Linked DNA regions of Homo sapiens: region 2 is linked to region 1. A link is a loop called in an ENCODE intact Hi-C map of the cell type or tissue named here. Cell type or tissue: heart right ventricle. All regions are shown on one strand.

Region 1 (5,000 bases):
CCCTCCCTTGGGTCCGAGCTCTGGGTGGCAGTGAGGTGGGCGCTGTCAGGAAGTGCACGCAGGAGGTGCAACCAAAGACCCCTGGGCTCTCACAGGACCCTGGCTCTGAGCCCCTGATCACACCTGCTGACACCTGGAAAGTGTGCTAACTCAGGAGTGAGGTGGGCAAGGGGGCTGAGTGCTGGAGTGTGGCCACGGGGCCAGCATATGGCATCTGTGTGGCACTGCCCAGGAGACTCTGGGAAGGTGGGAGTCTCTGTTTCAGCCTCCAGACTTCCTGTCCAGATAAGGGACAACTTCTAAGAGGCCGAGGTGTTTGTCACGCCTGGGGCTGTGCTCTCCAGCACAGCACACCGCACTCTGGCCGGCTGTCTTCCCTTGGAGAGGGGCTCTTTACACTCACCACAGTTCGCCTCTGGGGTGTGGGGGTGTTGGTCCTGTCCCCAGATGCCAGCCCGACTGTGGGGTCTAGAGACTGCCACACTATGTCTCTAATAAACCGAGTCAGAAATCGTGCCCTGTGGCTAAGCGGCAGGGCAGCGATGGCCTGCATGGTCCTGCCCTTGGAGCTCAAAGCTGCTTGGGCCTCCTGGGGCCAGGCAGTTTCCATGGAAACAAGGGAGAGCACCAACCCCCAGAGATAAGCCAATAAACGCAACCTGCAAAAGGAGAGAACAGGCAGCAAGAGAGGCGGAGGGAACCCGGGGGGCCTGGAGAGAGAGGCGAGTGTGTGGCAGCCGGGCTGTGGAGCAGAACCGGAGAGGCCGCAGGCTGCGGGCTGGAGGAAAAGGAGGGCCTTGCAGGGGGGCTACTGTTCCTGGCAGAGAGAAAGGAGGCCTCTGGAGGTCAGAGAGAGACACAAAGAGAGCAGACAGAGCGAAGGTCAGTGAAGAGGCCAGCACGCAGGTGCCCGGGCCCTCTTGGGTCAGCGGGTGTGGGTGCCCAGGCCCTGGCACTCCCCCCATGAAGGCAGCCTGCTCTCCACGCCTTCTCAGGATGCCTGTGCGGGTCTCCTCGTGCTTCCAGGCAGGGAGCCAGCTCTGGGCCTTCTTCCATTGGCCTAGGAGGTTGTGCTGCATTTCAGAGAGAGCCATCGGGAGCAGAAGCAACATGCGGAGAGGATGAGCAGGGACAGAGGCTCCACCATGACACTCTCAGTCCCAGAATCTCCTCAGCCCAGTCACCACACTGGAGAGGGAGGAGGCCCTTCAGACCCCGCAGGCCTCTGCACCCTGGGAGTTCCGCGTCTGACTCTCTTCCTGCAGTCATCAGAGGGAAAGCTGACCAGGACTGGCCAAGCCCCTGCGCAGGAACTGGGCCCAGGTGGGGTAAAGGCAGGAAGACCTCTGCCTGCCCTGGTCCCTGGGCACTTCCCTGGATGCTGTATACCACAGGACAGAGATCGAGACTGTCTTTTGAAAAACATTTAGAGACAGGATCTCACCCTGTCACCCAGAGTGGTCTAAAACTCATGGCCTCAAACGATCCTCCCGCCCTGGGGTCCCAAAGATTATAGGCGTGAGCCAGGGCGCCCAGCCCCAAACTGTCTTGATTCCCGACGTTGTAGGATGAAGGCCTGAGTGAAGAGGTGGAGGGGAGCTAAGCGGAGGAGCCCTACCCAGCCTGGACCACCCTGGGGTACGCACTCTGCGTCCACCTGACCTGGACGTGCCTCCTAAGGCTGGCAGCGAAGCCCAGGAGCAGAGCCCACGGATGGGCCCTGCAGGTGCTGGGCCTAGACCGACAGACAGGCCTGGCCACTCAGGGCCACGCCGCCGCTGTGCCGCGCCTGCCCCCTCCCCGCCCGCCACCCCCGCCACTGGGGCAGGGACAGCGGGCCCAGCTCTGACCTCGGGTCTCGGGCACGCTCGACGTGGGCAGAGACACGGCCGCAGGGTCCTGGGGCTCGCTCGCTAGCCTCTGCCCGGCACACATGGACTTGAGCATCTGGAAGACGGCGAGGGGGGCCACGTTCAGCTTCAGCAGGTCCACCAGGATCCTGGCGGGGACAGACGCGGGGCCGGTGAGCCCTCTCCGCCCGGCGCGGCCACCTCCCTGAAGACCCGACAAGGACGGGGGCGGGGGCTCCTCCCGACCAGCGGGCCGGGCGTACCCGGAAAGCAGAGGTCGGGGGGTGTCTGGCTAGCATGCGGCCCCCACCCGCCCCGCTCACTTGAACACGTCGGGGTCGATAGCGCCGCCCGCCGCCTGCGCCAGCTCGTACAGCTCCATCTCCTCGGTGCTCAGCACCTTCTTCCGCCGCAGCGCCAGCTTCTGCCGGGCCGCCTCCAGCCCCGGGGGCGCCGCCGACCCCGGCCCAGGCCCTACGCCCTGCGCCGCCATCCCCGCGGCCCGCGGAAAGGTGCGCTCCGCCCCGCCGCGCCCCCTAGCGGCTGCGCCCACCACCCTCTCCCTGCAGCGTCAACGTCTGGCCTCCCGGGCTGCCCTGGCGGGAGGGGCGGGAGCGCGGGGACGGGGCCGCCTCCGCGGCGTCATTGAAGCCCAACAGTTATTGGGCGCTCACGGTGTGCTGAGCGGCGCTCTAGGAGCCGGGAGTGGCATGGCGGACCGCAGGGGTCCGCTGCTTGGCGATCTGGGCCTCCCTGATAGACTGCATTGGTCGTGCTCGCTTAGGTGGCAGCACCCAGCCCAGTGCCAGGCATACATTGGGCGCTCGGTAAATGCCTCTTTCAAGAAAGCGTGCAATTTTCTGGTCCGCACCGGTGCACCACTAGGGGTCGCTTTTCGGGGCGGGCGGGGGGAAGGGGGGGGCACTAATCAACAATACTGCTTACGCGCACGCGGATTCCTTGCTGGGGAGAAAGTACCTTGGGGCGCCGGAGGCCGCCACAACGCAGGCGCATTCAGCTAAGGACCACTCCCTCCCCCGCACTCCTGCCTCGCCATTTCTCTTCCCCGCCCGGCCGGCCTTCGCTTTGCGCACGCGCCTTTTGAGGTAACGGCCCAAAGAGGTGGAAGCGCTTTTCCCGCCCGGCCGCGGGGCGTGGCTCTGCGCGCAGCTTGATGACGACTTTCGGCGCCGTGGCGGAATGGCGGCTTCCATCTCTGAGGCGAGCGACGCTATGGATCCCACAGGTGAGTGGCGCGGGATGCGCGCCTGAGACGGTCCGGCGCCCTGGGGGCTTCCCCGAGCCCCTGCGGAGGCCATCTCCGTTCCTCCGCGAGCCCCAGGACTCGGGCCGGCCAGCCGGCTCTGCCCAGGCAGGGCAGGCTGGGGAGTGGAGGGCCCCGGTTGAGTCTTCTGCCACCCCTCTGGGCCATGCCTTTGTGCCACCTTCCCGCGCGGCTCGTACACTCTGTCCCGGTCCGGTAGGTGTTCGCTGAAGGTTAACCTTCGTTGAAGGAATTGAGGGAAGGAGAGCTTTGTGTTGAAGTTGAGCCTTGGGCTCAACAGGCGGTGTGGGTGTAAGAGCCGGGTGTGGGTCCCAGCTCGACCCTTCCCCTGTGTGCTCCACATCTCCGAGCCTTGGTTTTGGAGGCTCCCGAAGCCCAATTGGCAGGAGAGTTGGGAACAAGTGGGCGCGTGCTGTTAAGGGAGGTCTTGGCATGACAGAATTTGCTTGGAATGATTAGCGTTGCCCAAGGGCTGTCGCTGTCAGAAAAACAAAACAAAACAAAAAACAAACGGGGTCCGAAGCAGCTCCTGGAGAAAATAGGTGTTGGAGAGTCGCCATGAAGTGGACTCTAGGTGCATGGCACGCAGAGACCTGTGACGGGGGAGGGTGGCCATGGCAGAGTCAGATAACAGGGGTGTGGGAGACACCTCTTGGGAATTCTCGGGTTTGAATTTCCTTTCTTGGAAATTTCCTAGAAATTCCTCTGGGCCTCATTCTTTCAGTCGCTGCCCATGAAAGCTTCTTCTGAGCAGAGATGCTCTCCCCTTCATCGTCTCTAGAGCTCCGCACTTACCGAACAGTCCACAGTTTAATGCTGCTTTGATCATTTTGTAGTAGTGCAGCGTTTTCTTGACCAAGTGCCTTAGGACTGAGGCGTTTTTCTTTAACACTGCAGTTGATAGCTAGGTTAAGAATTGAGGCCGGGAGCGGTGACTCACGCCTGTAATCCCAGCACTTTGGGAGGCCCAGGCGGGTGGATCACGAGGTCAGGAGTTCAAGACCAGCCTGGCCAAGATGGTGAAACCTCGTCTCTAGTAAAAAATACAAAAATTAGCCGGGCGTGGTAGCGGGCGCCTGTAATCCCAGCCACTTGGGAGGCTGAGTAAGAGAATTGCTTGCACCCGCGAGGCGGAGGTTGCAGTGAGCTGAGATCGCGCCACTGCACTCCAGCCTGTGCGACAGAGCCCAGAGCGAGACTCCGTCTGAAAAAAGAAAAAGAGAAAGCTGGCCGGGCGCAGTGGCTCACGCTTGTAATCCTAGCACTTTGGGAGGCTGAGGCGGGCGGATCACGAGGTCAGGAGATCGAGACCATCCTGGCTAACACGTGAAACCCTGTCTACTAAAAATACAAAAAACAATTAGCCGGGCGTGGTGGCGGGCGCCTGTAATCCCAGCTACTAGGGAGGCTGAGGCAGGAGAATGGCGTGAACCCGGGAGGCGGAGCTTGCAGTGAGCCCAGATCGCGCCACTGCACTCCACTCTGGGCGACAGAGCGAGACCATCTCAAAAAAAAAAAAAGGAGAAAAAAGAAAAAGCGGCCGGGCATGGTGACTCACGTCTGTAATCTCTGCACTTTGGGAGGCCGAGGAGGGCTGATCACGAGGTCAGGAGTTTGAGACCAGTCTGGCCAACATAGTGAAACCCCATCTCTACTAAAAATACAAAAATTAACTGGATGTGGTGGCATGTGCCTGTAATTCCAGCTACTCGGGAGGCTGAGGCAGGAGAATTGCTTGAACCAGGGAGTCGGAAGTTGCAGTGAGCCGAGATCATGCCATTGGACTCCAGCTTGGCAACGGAGCGAGACTCCATCTCAAAAAAGAATTGAAAAAGTCGGCACTTTGGGAGGCTGAGGCAGCGGAT
Region 2 (5,000 bases), 1.3 Mb before region 1:
AGCCTCCGTCCCTGCTCATCCTCTCCGCATGTTGCTTCTGCTCCCGATGGCTCTCTCTGAAATGCAGCACAACCTCCCAGGCCAATGGAAGGAGGCCCAGAGCTGGCTCCCTGCCTGGAAGCAGGAGGAGACCCTCACAGGCATCATGAGAAGGCGTGGAAAGCAGGCTGCCTTCATGGGGGAAGTGCCAGGGCCTGGGCACCCACGCCCGCTGACCCAAGAGGGCCCGGGCACCTGCGTGCTGGCCTCTTCACTGACCCTCGCTCTGTCTGCTCTCTTTGTGTCTCTCTCTGACCTCCAGAGGCCTCCTTTCTCTCTGCCAGGAACAGTAGCCCCCCTGCAAGGCCCTCGTTTTCCTCCAGCCCGCAGCCTGCGGCCTCTCTGGTTATGCTCCACAGCCCAGCTGCCACACACTCACCTCTCTCTCCAGGCCCCCCGGGTTCCCTCCGCCTCTCTTGCTGCCTGTTCTCTCCTTTTGCAGGTTGCGTTTATTGGCTTATCTCTGGGGGTTGGTGCTCTTCCTTGTTTTCATGGAAACTGCATGGCCCCAAGAGGCCCAAGCAGCTTTGAGCTGCAAGGGCAGGATCATGCAGGCCACCGCTGCCCTGCCGCTTAGCCACAGGGCACTATTTCTGACTCGGTTTATTAGAGACATGGTGTGGCAGTCTCTAGACCCCACAGTCGGGCTGGCATCCGGGGACAGGACCAACATCCCCACACCCCAGAGGCGAACTAGTGGTGAGTGTAAAGAGCCCCTCTCCAGGGGAAGACAGCCAGCCGGGTGCAGTGTGCTCTGCTGGAGAGCACAGCCCCAGGCGTGACAAACGCCTCGGCCTCTTAGAAGTTGTCCCCTACCTGGACAGGAAGTCTGGAGGCTGAAACAGAGACTCCCACCTTCCCAGAGTCTGCCAGGCAGTGCCACACAGATGCCATGTGCTGGTCCCATGGCCACACTCCAGCACTCAGCCCCCTTGCCCGCCTCACTCCTGAGTTGGGACACTTTCCAGGTGTCACCAGGTGTGATCAGGGGCCTGTGAGAGCCCAGGGGTCTTTGGTCGCGCCTCCTGCATGAGCCTCCTGACAGCGGCCACCTCACTGCCACCCAGAGCTCAGGCCCAAGAGAGGGTGGAGAGGGCCTGAAGGACAGGCCTGGAGTAGGGGTGTATGGACTGCAGGCTGAGATGAGCAATTGAGGGGCAAGTGTCCAGCAGGAGGGAGAAACTGGGAACAGAGTTCTTGTCACTCCAGGAGATGTTGCTGCTCACTTAGCACTCACTCAGGGCTCTGGGTGCCAGGCCTAGCTCTCAGGGCAGAGGGCGTGGCAGGGAAGTGAGATGATCACACTCAGTCCAGTGAGAGGCAGTGAGGAAAACCACCAGTGAGACCAGTGTGCTGGCTCACACCTGTAATCCCAGCACTTCGGGAAGTCAAGGCAGGTGGATTCCTTGAGCTCAGGAGTTCAAGATCAGCCTGGGCAACATAGCAAGACCCCATCTCTACAAAAAATACAAAAACTAGCCAGGCAGGGCCCGGCGCGGTGGCTCACGCCTGTAATCCCAGCACTTTGGGAGGCTGAGGCGGGCGGATCTCGAGCTCAGGAGATCGAGACCATCCTGGCTAACACGGTGAAACCCCATCTCTACTAAAAATACAAAAAAAAAATTAGCCAGGCATGGTGGCAGGTGCCTTTAGTCCCAGCTACTTGGGAGGCTGAGGCAGGAGAATGGCGTGAACCTGGGAGGTGGAGCTTACAGTGAGCCAAGATTGCGCCACTGCACTCCAGCCTGGGTGACAGAGCGAGACTCCATCTCAAAAAAAAAAAAAACTAGCCAGGTGGGCGTGGTGGTGGCGCCCATCTGTATTCCCAGCTACTTGGGAGGCTGAGGTGGGAGGATTGCCTGAGCCTGAGGGGGATGTTGCAGTGAGCCAAGAGCTTGTGACTGGACTCCAGCCTGGGCAACAGAGCAAGACCCTGTCTCAAAAAAAAAAAAAGAAAAGAAAGGAAAAGAAAAACCACTAGCAATGGAGTTGGGAGGAGGCTTCAGAGCCCAGAGAGCAGCAAGGGTTACACAGGGTGGAGCAGGAAGGGTCAGCAGAGCCCCACACGTGTGAGCTGGGGCAGTGGGAGGGCATGGGAGAGGCAGAGCGCTGTCCAGGTGCTGGTAGGCCCAGGGCAGGAGGAGGCAGGTGGGGGGGCACAGTCAAGATGTATGTGGGGGTTGTGGCACTGGAAATGCAGGCATAGAGGGGCCAGGAGGATTAGGGGGTGCCATGTGAGCGAATGGGGGCTCCAAGAGAATTTACCCGAGGACAGGAGTGGCCTGGAGTGCTGGGCCCCTCAGGGTCATTTGTTTCTCGAGGGCTGTGTCCTGGAAGCATAGCCCAGGTCCTGTAGGCTGGGTGGCAGAAAGCCACGACATGAGGGCACCGAGGCCCCATGGGGATAGAGTGGAACCTGAGGAGGAGGTGGAGGGGAATGGGGCAGACGTGTGCTGCTGAGTGAGAGGCAGAGGCCACAGATGGAATGCTGAGAGCTCTCTGAGGCCCACATATTACAGCTTCTGACCACACAGAGCTCCAGCTGCCCTGGTAATGGCAGAATCTGGGGTGGAGGATTCTGTCACCCCATATGGCAGGGGGGTTGTCGGAGTAATCCGGGGGGAGGGGCATGGAGGCCATAGGTTTCCCACAGGACTCGGGTGTTGAGTTCTCCAGGCTATGGGCCAGGCCCTCTCGAGCTTGCCTCTGTGAGCTGCAGCAGGCACCCTGGGTCCTCTGGATGCCTGTCCCCCAGCCATGCAGACGGCCTGTGGGAACAACCACCACCAGATTCACTCATACCCACAGGGAAGGGGAAATAGAAAACCCCAGAAGCACAGAGGGTCGATGCTTGTCTTGGTGAGAGTCTGGAGTCATTGAGGGAAAAATAAATTCAGTCAAGCGTTATATTTAAGTTTAGGGAAACTATACGTTTTAAAAGTTGTCCAGAGCATGCGTGTAAGATGACGTTTGGAGTGTGGAAGCCGTGAGTCTCACCTGAGCTGTGCTGCCTGATACAGGAACTTCGAGCCACACATGGCTGGCGTGGTCATTGCACTGCGTGTGGTATGCGCAGCAGATGCCAAAGGACCGGTACAAAAGGGAATGCAAAAAACCCACCACACCTTGGGAGGCCGAGGCTGCTGGATCTCTTGAGCTCAGCAGTTCAGGACTAGCCAGGGCAACACAGGGAGACCCAATCTCTACAAAACATACAAAAATTAGCAGGGCATGGTGGCACACATCTGTAGTTCCAACTACTTGGGAGGCTGAGGTTGGAGGATTGCTTGAGCCTGGGAGGTTGAGGTTGCAGTGAGCTGTGACTGCACCACTGCACTCCAGCCTGGGTGAGAGAGTGAGACCCTGTCTCAAAAATAAACAAAAAACCCCAAAGTGAATGAGGCTGGGCATTGGTTCACACCTGTAATCCCAACATTTTTGGAGGCTGAGGCAGGAGCATCACTTGAAGCTCGGAGTTTGAGACCAGCCTGGGCAACATAGCAAGACCCCACCCATTTCTACAAAGAAACAAGAAAAAGAACAAAGGTGAATGCAACATCTTATGAATAATTTATGTACTGACTACATATTGAAATAATACGTTGGATATTTTAGATTAATTAAAGTATTTGAGCTAATTGTGCATTTTCTTTTACTTTTTATTTATTTATTTATTTTTGAGACAGTCTTGCTCTGTCACCCAGGCTGGAGTGCAGTGGCACACTCATAGCTCACTGCAGCCTCAACCTCGTGGGCTCAGGCAATCCTCCCACCTCCTCTTGAGTAGCTGGGACTACAGGTGCACACTACCACACCTGGCTAATTTTTAAATTTTTTGTGGAGATGGAGGTCTCACTATGTTGTCCCAGCTGGTCTCTAGCTCCTGGCCTCAAAGGATCCTCCCACCTTGGCCTCCCAAAGCACTGGAATTACAGGCACGAGCCACTGACCCCTGCTGAGCCAGGCTGTTTTTAACATTCAGTGGTCATTGACTGTTTTTGGCGTTTAGGAGGGCCCTCCAGGGACCAGGTGTAGGGGCATCAGTCACCCTGCCCTCACACCCCAACCTGCAGCCACACTTGGTTCAATCCCACTGTCTAGCCCGTCTGACTCAGTAGCCCCTCCCGAGGGAGCAGGGCTAAGCAAAGCTGGTTTCCCCACTGCAAGGCACTGCAGGCCATTCTATTCTGGGCCTTCTCATCCTTCATAAAGTGAGGAGGCCTGAACAGGGCTCCCCACTAGCCCCGAGAGCACGCAATTCCTGAAGATTTCCAGGATTTTCTTAATATCAGTTATGGCTTACGGTTATGTTGGTTTCACATTTCCAGGGTTTGTCAACCCTGTCAGATTTAAAGATAAGCATTATTAGCCAGGTGTGGCCCCATGCTTGTAGTCCCAGCTACATCGAGGCTGAGGCAGGAAGATCCCTCGAGGCCATGGGTTCCGGGCAGCAATGAACTGTGATTGCATCACTGTGCTCTAGACCAGGTGACAGAGCAAGACTCAGTCTCTAAACCCCCCTCCCCCACCACTCTTAAAAAAAAAAAAAGCATTATTTGCTCTTTTCTGCTTCGCTGTCATCCTTGTTTCCAGAAGGGACTGGGTCACTACTGAGGGGAGGAGAGGAAGCTCAGATGGCGGCAAACTGAAGGGAAGCCGACTCTGAGTCAGGCCTAGGTGCACGGCCTGCCATGCTGCGTGCTGTGGGGAGCTGAGAGCGCATGGGCACCTAAGCACCCAGATTAGGCTGCGGCTACAGAAGATCTGACTGTCTGGCCTGGCCTGCAGAGGGACTGTGGCCTCAGAGGAGGATGCTGGCCCAGTGTGGGAGCTGCTGCAGGGTGGTGGGTCCCGTCTGCTCATGGAAGACAGAATCCTTGCCCCTTGACCAGTCAGTGGGGACTAGAATTATGGCAGTTTGTACCACAAGAGATGCGTGGTGGCTATTGTCTGCTTTGTGC

What was found. Hi-C counts contacts between places; a loop is a spot of excess contacts. Peaks named below come from ENCODE experiments on the same cell type or tissue, not always from the same donor. Only the 100,000 strongest peaks of a DNase experiment are listed, where the experiment ranks them.
Region 2: a loop joins it to region 1, with 9 times the contacts of the local background. A loop is called at or near these places in 18 of 110 quality-filtered maps.

Annotation. Positions count from the first base shown.
Region 1 is chr2:130,179,626-130,184,625 of GRCh38, reverse strand. SMPD4 (sphingomyelin phosphodiesterase 4) reads left to right here and starts at 3,024. Exons shown (of 20, transcript NM_017951.5): 1 at 3,024-3,096. It overlaps MZT2B (mitotic spindle organizing protein 2B), which reads right to left and starts at 2,364. Exons shown (of 3, transcript NM_025029.5): 1 at 2,174-2,364; 2 at 1,851-1,999. The coding sequence starts at 2,343. RefSeq lists enhancers at 1-678, 679-1,415, 3,316-4,112 and silencers at 2,109-2,618, 3,129-3,268. In heart right ventricle, a CTCF peak has its summit at 2,427 (motif pointing left); DNase peaks (open chromatin) are centred at 1,003, 1,317, 2,525 and 2,945; H3K4me3 peaks cover 3,683 bases; H3K27ac peaks cover 3,207 bases.
Region 2 is chr2:131,486,194-131,491,193 of GRCh38, reverse strand. The region is part of intron 2 of MZT2A (mitotic spindle organizing protein 2A); the gene reads left to right. MIR4784 (microRNA 4784) reads left to right here; the gene lies at 1-34. Among named protein-coding and RNA genes, the nearest start is that of MIR4784, 2.5 kb to the left of the region's middle. In heart right ventricle, no CTCF peak of the experiment used is centred here; a DNase peak (open chromatin) is centred at 2,713; H3K4me3 peaks cover 492 bases; H3K27ac peaks cover 1,927 bases.